Linked DNA regions of Homo sapiens: region 2 is linked to region 1. A link is an interaction called in ENCODE POLR2A ChIA-PET data of the cell type or tissue named here. Cell type or tissue: HepG2. All regions are shown on one strand. Each heading gives the region's core, and the rest is flanking DNA. Links, peaks and the distances in the headings are about the cores only.

Region 1 (5,371 bases), core at 135-5,134:
AAAAATTCGCCTGTGTGGTGGGGCACGCCTGTAGTCCCAACTACTCAGGAGGCTGAAGCAGGAGAATCTCTTGAACCCAGGAGGCAGAGGCTACAGTGAGCCAGATCGCACCACTGCACTCCAGCCTGGGCGACAGAGCGAGACTTTGTCTCATCTCAAAAGAAAAAAAAGATATTTACCAAGTTGAATGATCATCTCCACTATCTAATTCCAGAACATTTTTCATCACCCCAGAAAGAAACTCCATAGCCCTTAGTCACTCTCCACCCTCCTCCCCTCCTAGCCCTGTTAACTATTAACTACTTTCTCTATCAATGGGTTTGTCTATTCTGGGTATCTCATACAATGGAATTATACGATATGTGGCATTTCATACCAGCCTTATTTTCTTTAGCATGTTTTTAAAGTTTATCCAGTTTGCAGCATATATCAGTATTTCATTGCTTTTTATGGCTGAATAATATTTCATTGTTTAGACATTCATCAGGTGGTGGACATTTACATTGTTTCTACTTGTTGGCTGTTCTGAATAATGCTCCCGTGAACATCTGTGTACAAGTTTTTGTGTGGACATATGTTTCTAACTCTCTTGGGTATATGTTTAGGAGTGGAATTGCTGGGTCATGTGGTAACTCTGTTTAGTTTCTACAGAATTGCTAAACTGTTTTCCATAGCAGCTGTACCATTTTACAATCTGACCAGCAATATGAGGGTTCCAGTTTCTCCACATCCTTTTTACCACTTGTCTGTCTGTCTTCTTTTTTTTTTTTTTTTTTTTTTGAGACAGAGTCTCACTCTGTCACCAGGTTGGAGTGCGGTGGCACTATCTCGGCTCACTGCAACCTCCACCTCCCAGATTCAAGCAATTCTGTCTCAGCCTCCCAAGTAGCTGGGATTATAGGTGCCCACCACCACACCCAGCTGATTTTTGTATTTTTAGTAGAGACAAGATTTCACTATGTTGGTCAGGCTGATCTCGAACTCCTGACCTCAGGTGATCCTCCTGCCTCGGGCTCCCAGAATGCTGGGATTACAGGCATGAGCCACTGCGCCCAGCCTGTCTTTCTTTATTCATAGTGGATATGAAGTGGTATCTCATCATGGGCTTCTTTTGGTTTTATTTTGTTTTTAGAAACAGGGTCTTGCTCTGTCGCCCAGGCTACGATGCAGTGGCGCAATCATAGCTGACAGTAGCCTCACCTTCCTGGGTTCAAGTTGTCCTCCCACCTCAGCATCCTGAATAGCTGAGACTACAGGCAAATGCCACCCTAGAGACAGGGTCTCATTTATGTTGCCCAGGCTGGTCCCGAACTCTTGGGCTCAAGTGATCCTCCTGCCTTGGCTTCCCAAAGTGCTGGGATTTTTGTGCTACCTCCTGGGACTCACTGTGGTTTTGATTTGCATTTCCCTAATGACTAATGATGTTAATCTTTTCTTAGGTTTATTGGCCATTTGTCTGTCTTCTTTGGAGAAGTGTCAATTTAAATCCTTTGTCTTTCTTTTTCTTTCCCCCCAGACGGAGTTTCGCTCTTATTGCCCAGACTGGAGTGCAGTGGTGTGATCGAGGCTCACTGCAACCTCCACCTCTCGGATTCAAGCAGTTCTCAGCCTCAGGCTCCTGAGTAGCTGGGATTACAGGCGCCTGCCAACATGCCCGGCTAATTTTTTTGTATTTTTAGTAGAGATGGGGGTTTCACCATCTTGGCCAAGCTGGTCTTGAACTCCTGACCTTGTGATCCGCCCACCTCAGCCTCCCAAACCAACAACATTTTATGTAAAGAAATATAGGATACTTGTAGTAGCTGTTTAAAGGAAAGAATTTATCTCCTGGTAACTTAACAAAATTAGATTTTTGCCCCTTGTTTTTGGAGTAAAAATGCATTGGCCAGGCATGGTGGTTCATGCCTGTAATGCCAGCCGTTTGGAAGGCCAAGGCGGGTGGATCACCTGAGGTTGGGAGTTTGAGACCAGCCTGACCAACATGGAGAAACCCCATCTCTACTAAAAATACAAAATTAGCTGGGTGTGGTGGCGCATGCTTGTAATCCCAGCTACTCGGGAGGCGGAGGTTGCGGTGAGCTGAGATCGCGCCATTGCACTCCAGCCTGGGCAACAAGAGTGAAACTCTGTCTCAAAAAACAAAACAAAACAAAAAAGTGCATTGCAATGCTTGTATTTTTTTTTCCCAAAATAGCATTTTGATAAATAACATTGAATCCTTGAATTTAGGGATATGTTGAAAATATGTCAGTGTAAAATTGTGTTGCAAATATTCAAGTCAAATTTAAGCAACCTTTCAACAATAAGCAAAGAGGGATGTGATTTGTTGGTGTTTAATCATTTTCCTTTTGATCTAATTTCCTTAGAGAAATATTTTGTACTTGTGCTCTCAGGCCAGATTTTCCTGTCACACTGCCTGAACTAGATCAGCGGCTTCTCTGCCCTTTAATCCTTGCCCTGTTTACCATCAGTAACAATTGTAAACTAGTGCCTCATCATTATAAAGGCAGTAACTATCTTTCCCATTGATGGGAAGTGGTGATTATTTACTTAGGCTTGTGTTAGTCACAGATGCTTCAAATAGCTTGATCTTTTTCTTTAAGCATTTATACGTGATCAGCAAATAGGAAACATGGATGAAACCGCTTATTCCTTAAAATTTGCTAATAGAATTTATCCGAAATGTTTTTTTTTTTTTTGAGACTGAGTCTCGCTCTATTGCCCAGGCTGAAGTGCAGTGGTGTGATCCCAGCTCACTACAACCTCTGCTTTCCAGGTTCAAGCAATTCTCGTGCCTCAGCCTCCCCAGTTGCTAGGATTACAGGCACAAGACAACACGCCCGGATAATTTGTATATTTTTAGTAATGACAGGGTTTCACTATGTTGGCTAGGCTGGTCTTGAACTCCTGACCTTAAGTGATCCACCTGCCTCAGCCTCCCAGAGTGCTAGGATTACAGGCGTTAGCCACCTTGGCCGGCCCAGAATGTGTTTTTAATTAGTCTTGTGTTTAAGAACAGAAACATGGCTGGGCGCAGTGGCTCATGCCTGTAATCCCAGCACTTTGGGAGGCTGAGGTGGGTGTTTCATGAGGTCAGAAGATCGAGACCATCCTGGCCAACATGGTGAAACCCCATCTCTACTAAAAGTACAAAAATGAGCTGGGTGTGGTGGCATGCACCTGTAGTCCCAGCTACTCCAGAGGCTGAGGCAGGAGAATTGCTTGGACCCAGGAGGCGGAGGTTGCAGTGAGCCCAGATCGTGCCACTGCACTCCAGTCTGGGTGACAGAATGAGACTCCGTCTCAAAAAAAAAAAAAAAAAAGAAGAACAGAAACACAAGAATTGATTGAATTGATAATGAAGTGGTTTTGTTTGTTTTTGAGACAGAGTTCTGTTGCCTAGGCTGGAGTATAGTGACGTGGTCTTGGCTCACTGCAACCTCCGCCTCCCAGGTAACCATCAAGGGATTCTCCTGCCTCAGCCTCTCAGGTAGCTGGGATTACAGGCACCCGCCACCACACCTGGCTAATTTTTGTATTTTTAGTAAAGACAGGGTTTCGCCATGTTGGCCAGGGTGGTCTCAAACTCCTGACCTCAGGTGATCCACCCGCCTCGGCCTCCCAAAGTGCTGGGATTACAGGCCTGAGCCACCCCGCTCAGCCTAAAGTTGTTTTTTTAATATGGAATTGTCTACTTTTTTCATTTAGATTAGTTTGTAAAGACGTAGGTGTGCTTGCTAGTGCAGTGTTCCCTATAATCTGTGGATAGATATTTATATTTAAAATTTTCCCAAAGGAAAAAAAATTCCATGAATTTTTTTTTTTCTCTGCAGTTCTCTCTTTCTAGTTGGGTTACACAAAAATGTATTACTTAGACATACTAGCTTTGTATTTGCCACCTGTACCTATAAGAGATTCTCTACCAAATTGCTTTCTGAGGTCCCCGGTTACCATTAGTAGGGTTAGGCTGAGTTAAGCATGTATGTCCAAACCCAGCTACTTGGGAGGTGGGAGGATCCCTTGAGAACAGAAATTTGAGGCTAGCCTGGACAACATAGCAAGACAGCAGCTCTTAAAAAAAAAGTCGCTGGGTGCGGTGGCTCATGCCTGTAATCCCAGCACTTTGGGAGGCTGAGGCAGGCGGATCACCTGAGGTCAGGAATTTGAGACCAGCCTGACCAACATGGTCAAACCCCATCTCTACTAAAAAATACAAAATTAGCCGGGCGTGGTGACACATGCCTGTAATCCCAGCTACTTCGGAGGCTGAGGCAAGAGAATTGCTTGAACCCTGGAGGCGAGGCGAAGGTTGCAGTAAGCCGAGATTGCACCATTGCACACTAGTCTGGGCAACAAGAGCGAAACTCTGTCTCAAAAAAAAAAAAAAGTAAATATATCCATATATCTACATCCTATAACCATGTGTTGTTTTATGTTTATTTGTTTTGTTTATAATAAGAGGGCACGATGGGCACCATCTCGGCTCACTGCAACCTCTGCCTCCCAGGTTCAAGCAGTTCTCCTGCCTCAGCCTGCTGAGTAGCTGGGTTTACAGGTAGTTACCATGCCCGGCTAGTTTTTGTATTTTTAGTAGAGACAGGGTTTCACCATGTTGGCCAGGCTGGTCTTGAACTCCTAAGCTCAAGTGATCCACCCGTCTTGGCCTTCCAAAGTGCTGGGTTTACAGGTGTGAGCCACTGTGCCCCGCCAACATCCTATAACCATGTTTTGAAAAGAAAGAGTAGGCTGGCCTCAGTGGGTCACGCCTGTAATCCCAAGCACTTTCGGAGGCCAAGGTGGGAGGGTTACTCGAGTCCAGGAGTTTGAGACCCGCCTGGGCAACATCATGAGACCCTGTCTCTACAGAAGATTTTTAAAAGTAGGCAGGCATCGGCCGGGCGCAGTGGCTCATGCCTGTAATCCCAGCACTTTGGGAGGCCGAGGCGGGCAGATCACGAGGTCAGGAGATCGAGAGGCGCCTGTAGTCCCAGCTACTCGGGAGGCTAAGGCAGGAGAATGGCGTGAACCTGGGAGGTGGAGCTTGCAGTGAGGCGAGATTGTACCACTGCACTCCAGCCTGGGCGACAGAGCAAGACTCCATCTCAAAAAAAAAAAAAAAAAGTAGGCAGGCGTGGTGGCGTGTGCCTGTAGTCCTGGATACTCAGGGAGGCTGAGGTGGGAGGATTGCTTGAGCTTAGGAGGTCAAGACTGCAGTGAGTAGTGATCACGCCACTGCACTTCAGCCTGGGCAACAGAGCGATACCCTGTCTCAAAAAAAAAAAAGAGAAAAGAAAAATAAATCACCTTTAACATAGGATATACTGTAGCTGATCCATTGGAATTGAGAAATCCTTATAAATGTATTCATCCA
Region 2 (5,371 bases), core at 212-5,211, 75 kb after region 1:
ATCTGGGGCAGTAAGTCCTGCAGTGAAAGGGTGTGTGGATGGAACATCACAGAGTCTACCACACGCAGGTTCTACTCACCCACATTCTATTCTTCTAATAGAGTTCACTCTATTGGAAGTATGGCGGAGACTCATGATGACACTCCAAGGACAGCACTCTGAGCCACGCTACTATTTGGAAGCAGGTCTTGACCCCTGATACAAGCCAAGAATGTAAGAGCACCTGCAGAGGAGTGAGGGCCCCCAAAGTGCCCAAAAAGAGGTGCTAGTGGCAAGATACCTGGGAGAAGAAGTGGTATGAGTGTTATAGGGGTGTTTCTGTCATCTCTTTCTGTGTAACAAACTACCCCGAAACTTAGTGGCATGAGACAACCATTTATTTGCTTATGATTCTCTGGATTGGCAGTTTTAAGGTGGACTCAGCTAGGGGGTTCTTCTGCTCATCTCACCTGCAGTCTCATGTGGCTACAGTTTGGTGACTTACTTGGGGCTGAATGATCTAAGATGGCCTCATTCACTGTACAGTGGGTGGTGATACTTGTCAGCTGGGCCACATATCTCCAGCAAGCCACCCTACTTGGTTCCAAGAGTAAGGCCTCTTGAGGCCTCTTGAGGCCTTGGCTGAAATTGTACATAGTCACTTCCACCTCATTCTATTGGTCAAAGCATGTTGTTGACCCCTCCAGGCTTACACAGGGGAAAAACAGATTCCACCTCTTGGTGGGAGAGGGTGCAAAAAATTTTATGATCATTCTCAGTCTACCACAAGAAGGTTCCAGTGATCAAGAAAGGCTTCATGGAGATACCAAGCATTGAGCAGGACTTCAAGGATGGATAAGATCTGATGCTGAAGGAAGGAGAAGGGGTGATATTCCAGGAGGGAAGGACAGTGTGAATAAAGGAGTGGAGGTGGGAAGGAAGTGTTTGGGAGGCCCTGATCTGACCAGTCTTGTTGAGGAGAGGGTGCATGAGGCAGGCTGGTAGGAGATGAGAAAAAGAGAATTGGGGGTAGATTTAGGGGTCTTGAAGGCTGGCCTGAGAATTTGATAAATGACCCAATAGGCAAAAGGAGGCACGGAAGGATTGTAAGTAGGGTCAGGAGGTAACATTGAATGCCATTGCCTACACCCCCATGTCCCCACCTGAAAGTAACATCCTTCGTTGCGTGGTTTTCTAAACATCGGGACTCTTCATGGTTTGATGGCTGGCCCCAGGGTAGTTGGCACTTTTCATTTTTCTCCCGTTCCTGCCCCACCACCATCAGAAGGCTTGGACACCTCCATCATCACTGATGAGTACTGAATGTTGGGTCCCTGCGGTCCAGAGCTGCCTGCTTCTGCCAGAGGGAATGGCAGAAGGGAAGTGACTTTCAAACAGGAGCCGGGGTGGGGCTGGGCAAATGCACCTGGTCCCCTTGCCCACCCACTCCTGCTTCTACTCTACTCTGGGTTCATCAGTTCATGCCCTGTCCTGGAGGAGAATTTCCAACATAGTGACCCCCATGTGGCTAAAATGGCAGGGAGGGGTGCTAACATTTATTGAACATTTTCTTGCATGAATCTCTCTCTCTGAGGGTATTCAGTTAGGTCTCAATTCTGCAAGGTTGCTATTACATTATGACCACTTTGCAGATGAGGAAACTGAGGCCAGGGAAGTTCATACAGCCAGTCAATGGCAGCACTGGGGTTGAGGCCAGCTGGTCTGACTCTGCATCTTGGTCGCACGATGTCTTTTATCTCATTTTCTGTGTGAGAACCTCCCAGGACAGCACCACAGGCTGATCTGAGATTTAAGAGCAGATCTAAAGTCACGCCTACCTTCGGATGATACTGAAAAGCCAGAGTCCTGGCCAAAAAGCTGGTCAGGAGGGCTGTGAGGGGCCAGGTGCACAGTGGGGCTCTGACATGCCTCCCCAGTCCCTTCAGGCCCTGTGGTAAGGCTGAGGTCTCAGGCCATCACTCTGGGGGTCTGAAGATGAGTCAGAGCCAGCCTGGGGCCCTGGCCTCCCAGTGGGTGAGCAGGAAGGATTTCACTGCATTGGGAACATTGTGTTTCCAGATATAGACTGGCCACCTGCCTGGCCCCCTGGATCTCTGGGTGGCCTTCCCTGGTGGGCAGTCAGGAGCCAGGCCCCACGGGGTGGGTCTGAGGGGCCTTTGGATGACTTCATCTATCCTCCCCCACCAAGTTAGTATTTCTGTCTGTTCTGTGAAGTCCTGGTAACTGAACAAGCCCTTTGGGTTCAGATTCCTTCTCCCACTGAAAGCCGCATATTGCAGTAAATCCTTTTTGGCCAAGATAAATGACAGATGGCCCAGGAGGAAGGGCATCAGGTGATAGAGACAGAGCAGCTAGAAGAGTCAGGGAGAGAAGAAGATACAAAAGAAATTGTGCAGCACTCCTTTCCTTCCACAAGGCTTGATGTGCCCACACTGCCTCCCTGCAGGACAGGCATGGGTGCCATGTGTGAGGGTCCACAGGCCAGGCCCCCTCTTTTAGCCTCAGTTTCCCAGTTCACAGGGTGGAGGAGGAATACGTGTTTGGAACCAGTGACTTCCGGGGGCCCCCTCCGGTGGCCTTAAGGTGACATCCTCACCCACCTGGGGGCCTGAGGCAAGCCTGATAGCTTCTACAGTCCTGCAGGCCCAAAAGCTAACCAAGCAGCAGAACCTTTGCAAATGCAGACTCTCAGGGCTTATCCTGCAGGGCCCCAGTCAGTGGATCTGGGGTGGACCCAGGGGCCTTTAATTTTAGAAAATTTGCAGATGGGTCTGATATTCACTGTGGCATAGTATAGATCAAGGTCAGCTGTCCCCATTCACTGATTCTTAGTCTTGGGTGCACATTAGAATCACCTGGAGGGCTATAGGGAAAAATTCCAATGCTCAGGCTACACCCCAGACCAATTATATCGTAACCTCTGAAGGTGAGGCCCAGACAGCAGTAATGTTTAAAGTTCCTCAGGTGGTTGCAATAAGCACTGAGACTGAGAACCATTGCTATGGATGAGCCAAAAGGTGGAGGCAGCGTCCACCATCCATCCTTGCCCGCCCTCCTTCTGAAGGTGAAGCTTTCACCTTTGGAAACCCTGTCATCCACCAAGACAGCTAAAAGCCCGTCCTCTAGCAGCTGATCCCTCTGATGGACAAGGCATTAAATGACAGGTTACATAATCGGGGACCTAGTCCTGGGACCCCGGACAAGGCACCTGCCTTGCCTGAACCTCAGTTTCCTCAACTGTGGAAGGAGGGCATGGGTGCCTGGTTTTCAAAACGTGCTCAGAGCAGGTCTAGCTGTACTGGGCAGTACCTCGGCCAGGAGCACTGGACTCCGGGCCCCCATGCCCCTGGCCCTGGTTCTCCCAGAGCAGCTCTAATCTTAGCCTGTTATTGCTGAAGCCTCCTTGTGCTAAGACAAACACTTCAGGAGCCAAAAACAATTTGACAACTGTTAGTCTAGATGATGTGCACTTTCATCCCAGCTCTGAAGGTCTACGGAAACCCCACTCTCCCTTCTCCACATATACTCATAATTCCTGTAGTCTGGAGCCTTCATTTGGCACCTACACCCCATAAATCCTGCTTTGATTTGCCTGGCACTGATGTGGTCCTGTATCTGGTTTATCTCCCCCACTAAGCTGTGAGTTCCTTGAAGGCAGGTCTTCATTCATTTTATAAACACAGCACACATTTATTGAGCTCCTTCTGCCACCATGCTGGATGATGGGGACACTGTGGTGAATGAGACTGACACAGCCCCTCCCTCATGGAGCAAAAACTTCGTGGATGAGAAAGATTGAGTGAAGCAATTACAAAGTTATATGTGCTGTAACAGGGAAGCATAGGGTGCTATGGGGGCACAAGGGACGGCACCCAGGAAGATAGAGGGGGCAGGAAGCTTCCCAGGGACAGGGAAGGAGGCCAGCCTTGGCTGAGGGAGCTGCATCTGCAGAGACCTGGAGGGTGAGGGAGGGGCCAAGGCCATAGACAGGGAGCAGGCCTTTGAGCCCTGCCTGGTAAGGAGCCAGCATTTTATCCTGGGCCCCTGATGACGTAACCGTGGGGTGACCTGAACAGTTTTTCCTGCCTGTGGAATCCTCCTCTTTGCCTACCCCACACCCCTTCTCCAGCACTGGTGCAGGAGTTGCATAGTAGTGGCTCAGGAGTCCTGGATGAGAGAGATGCATCTGGGGGCACAGTAGGGGTGCACAGGTGTGGACGGATGAGGAGGCACCTTCACACGAATGGGTGCTCCCAGACAGGGGTGGGTGGTGCATGAATGTTGAATTGCGTTGGGTGGTAGGTGGGATGTCTGTGTTTGAAGCCTGTCCTGCTCCCCACCTAGGTTCTATGAACACCCTAGCCCACCCTGACAGCCCTTTTCCTGGAGTCCAGCCCCCAGCTTGGCATAGTTGGTGAAGACCCATTGTCTGCCTATCGCCAGGCACTCAGAGAAAGCCTCTATCCCCCTTCTGTGGGTTCACGGGCTCTCTGGGGCCACGCTGCAGGTGGTGGCTTGCCCTGTTGCCTGGCCCTCAGCTCAGGCCCTTGGAGTGCCTCTCTGCCCTGTCTGCTGCCCCGGCTGCTCCTCTTACCCTCCCTCCCTCTCTGCCCGCTTCCGGCCCAGTTTCTCAGCTACCTCAGTGCCTGTGACCGCCTGTTACGTCAGGGATATGAGGAAGGCCTGGTGGATGAGGCCATGGAGATGTTCCAGTTCTCCGAGAGCCAGGTCAGCAGGGCTTCCTGCCAGGGCCCCAGGGGATGGAAGGGATGGGGGTGTACCCAGGAGCCCGGTGTGCAGGGCCACACCAGTCCTCAGAGCCAGTCTGTGGGTCCAGCCTGTGGGTCTGTCGGGAGATTGCCTGACTCCTCAGCTCTGAGGAGGAGATGGCCCAGGGAGCTACAGCAGGGACAAAGGTGAGAGGCACAGAGGGAGATCAGGAAGAGGTGGGACGGGGACAGGAGGCAGAGAGCAGCAGGGGTTTTGCTTTATTAGACTTAATCAACACAGCCTCTGTGACTGAATGGCCACTCTTTGTCGGACACTCAGATAGGAGCCATGGGCAGCACAAAGATGCATGACCTTTCTACTTGGGGAGCGTGCCGCCTACCCCAAGTGCATGCAGCTGTAGGCCCAATAGTCACATCTTGTTTTCTGAGACTGAGTCTCACTCTATTGCCCAGGCTGGAGTGCAATGGCACGATCTTGGCTCACTGCAACCTCTGCCCCCGAGGTTCAAGCAATTCTCCCGCCTCGGTCTCCCAAGTAGCTGGGATTACAGGCGCCTGCCACCACACCCTGCTAATTTTTTTTGTATTTTCAGTAGAGACGGAGTTTCACCATGTTGACCAGGCTGGTCTCGAATGCCTGA

Evidence for each region. ChIA-PET counts read pairs that join two places held together with the same protein. Peaks named below come from ENCODE experiments on the same cell type or tissue, not always from the same donor. Only the 100,000 strongest peaks of a DNase experiment are listed, where the experiment ranks them.
Region 2: POLR2A ChIA-PET joins it to region 1 with 6 read pairs; 6 of 35 experiments call an interaction of 5 or more read pairs at or near these places.

The regions. Positions count from the first base shown.
Region 1 is chr15:65,168,775-65,174,145 of GRCh38, reverse strand. The region is part of intron 3 of CLPX (caseinolytic mitochondrial matrix peptidase chaperone subunit X); the gene reads left to right. Among named protein-coding and RNA genes, the nearest start is that of CLPX, 14 kb to the left of the region's middle. In HepG2, for the core only: no CTCF peak of the experiment used is centred there; DNase peaks (open chromatin) are centred at 255 and 2,495.
Region 2 is chr15:65,093,832-65,099,202 of GRCh38, reverse strand. It overlaps UBAP1L (ubiquitin associated protein 1 like), which reads left to right. Exons shown (of 6, transcript NM_001163692.2): 5 at 4,627-4,728. Among named protein-coding and RNA genes, the nearest start is that of UBAP1L, 19 kb to the left of the region's middle. RefSeq lists an enhancer at 4,661-5,162. In HepG2, for the core only: no CTCF peak of the experiment used is centred there; no DNase peak of the experiment used is centred there.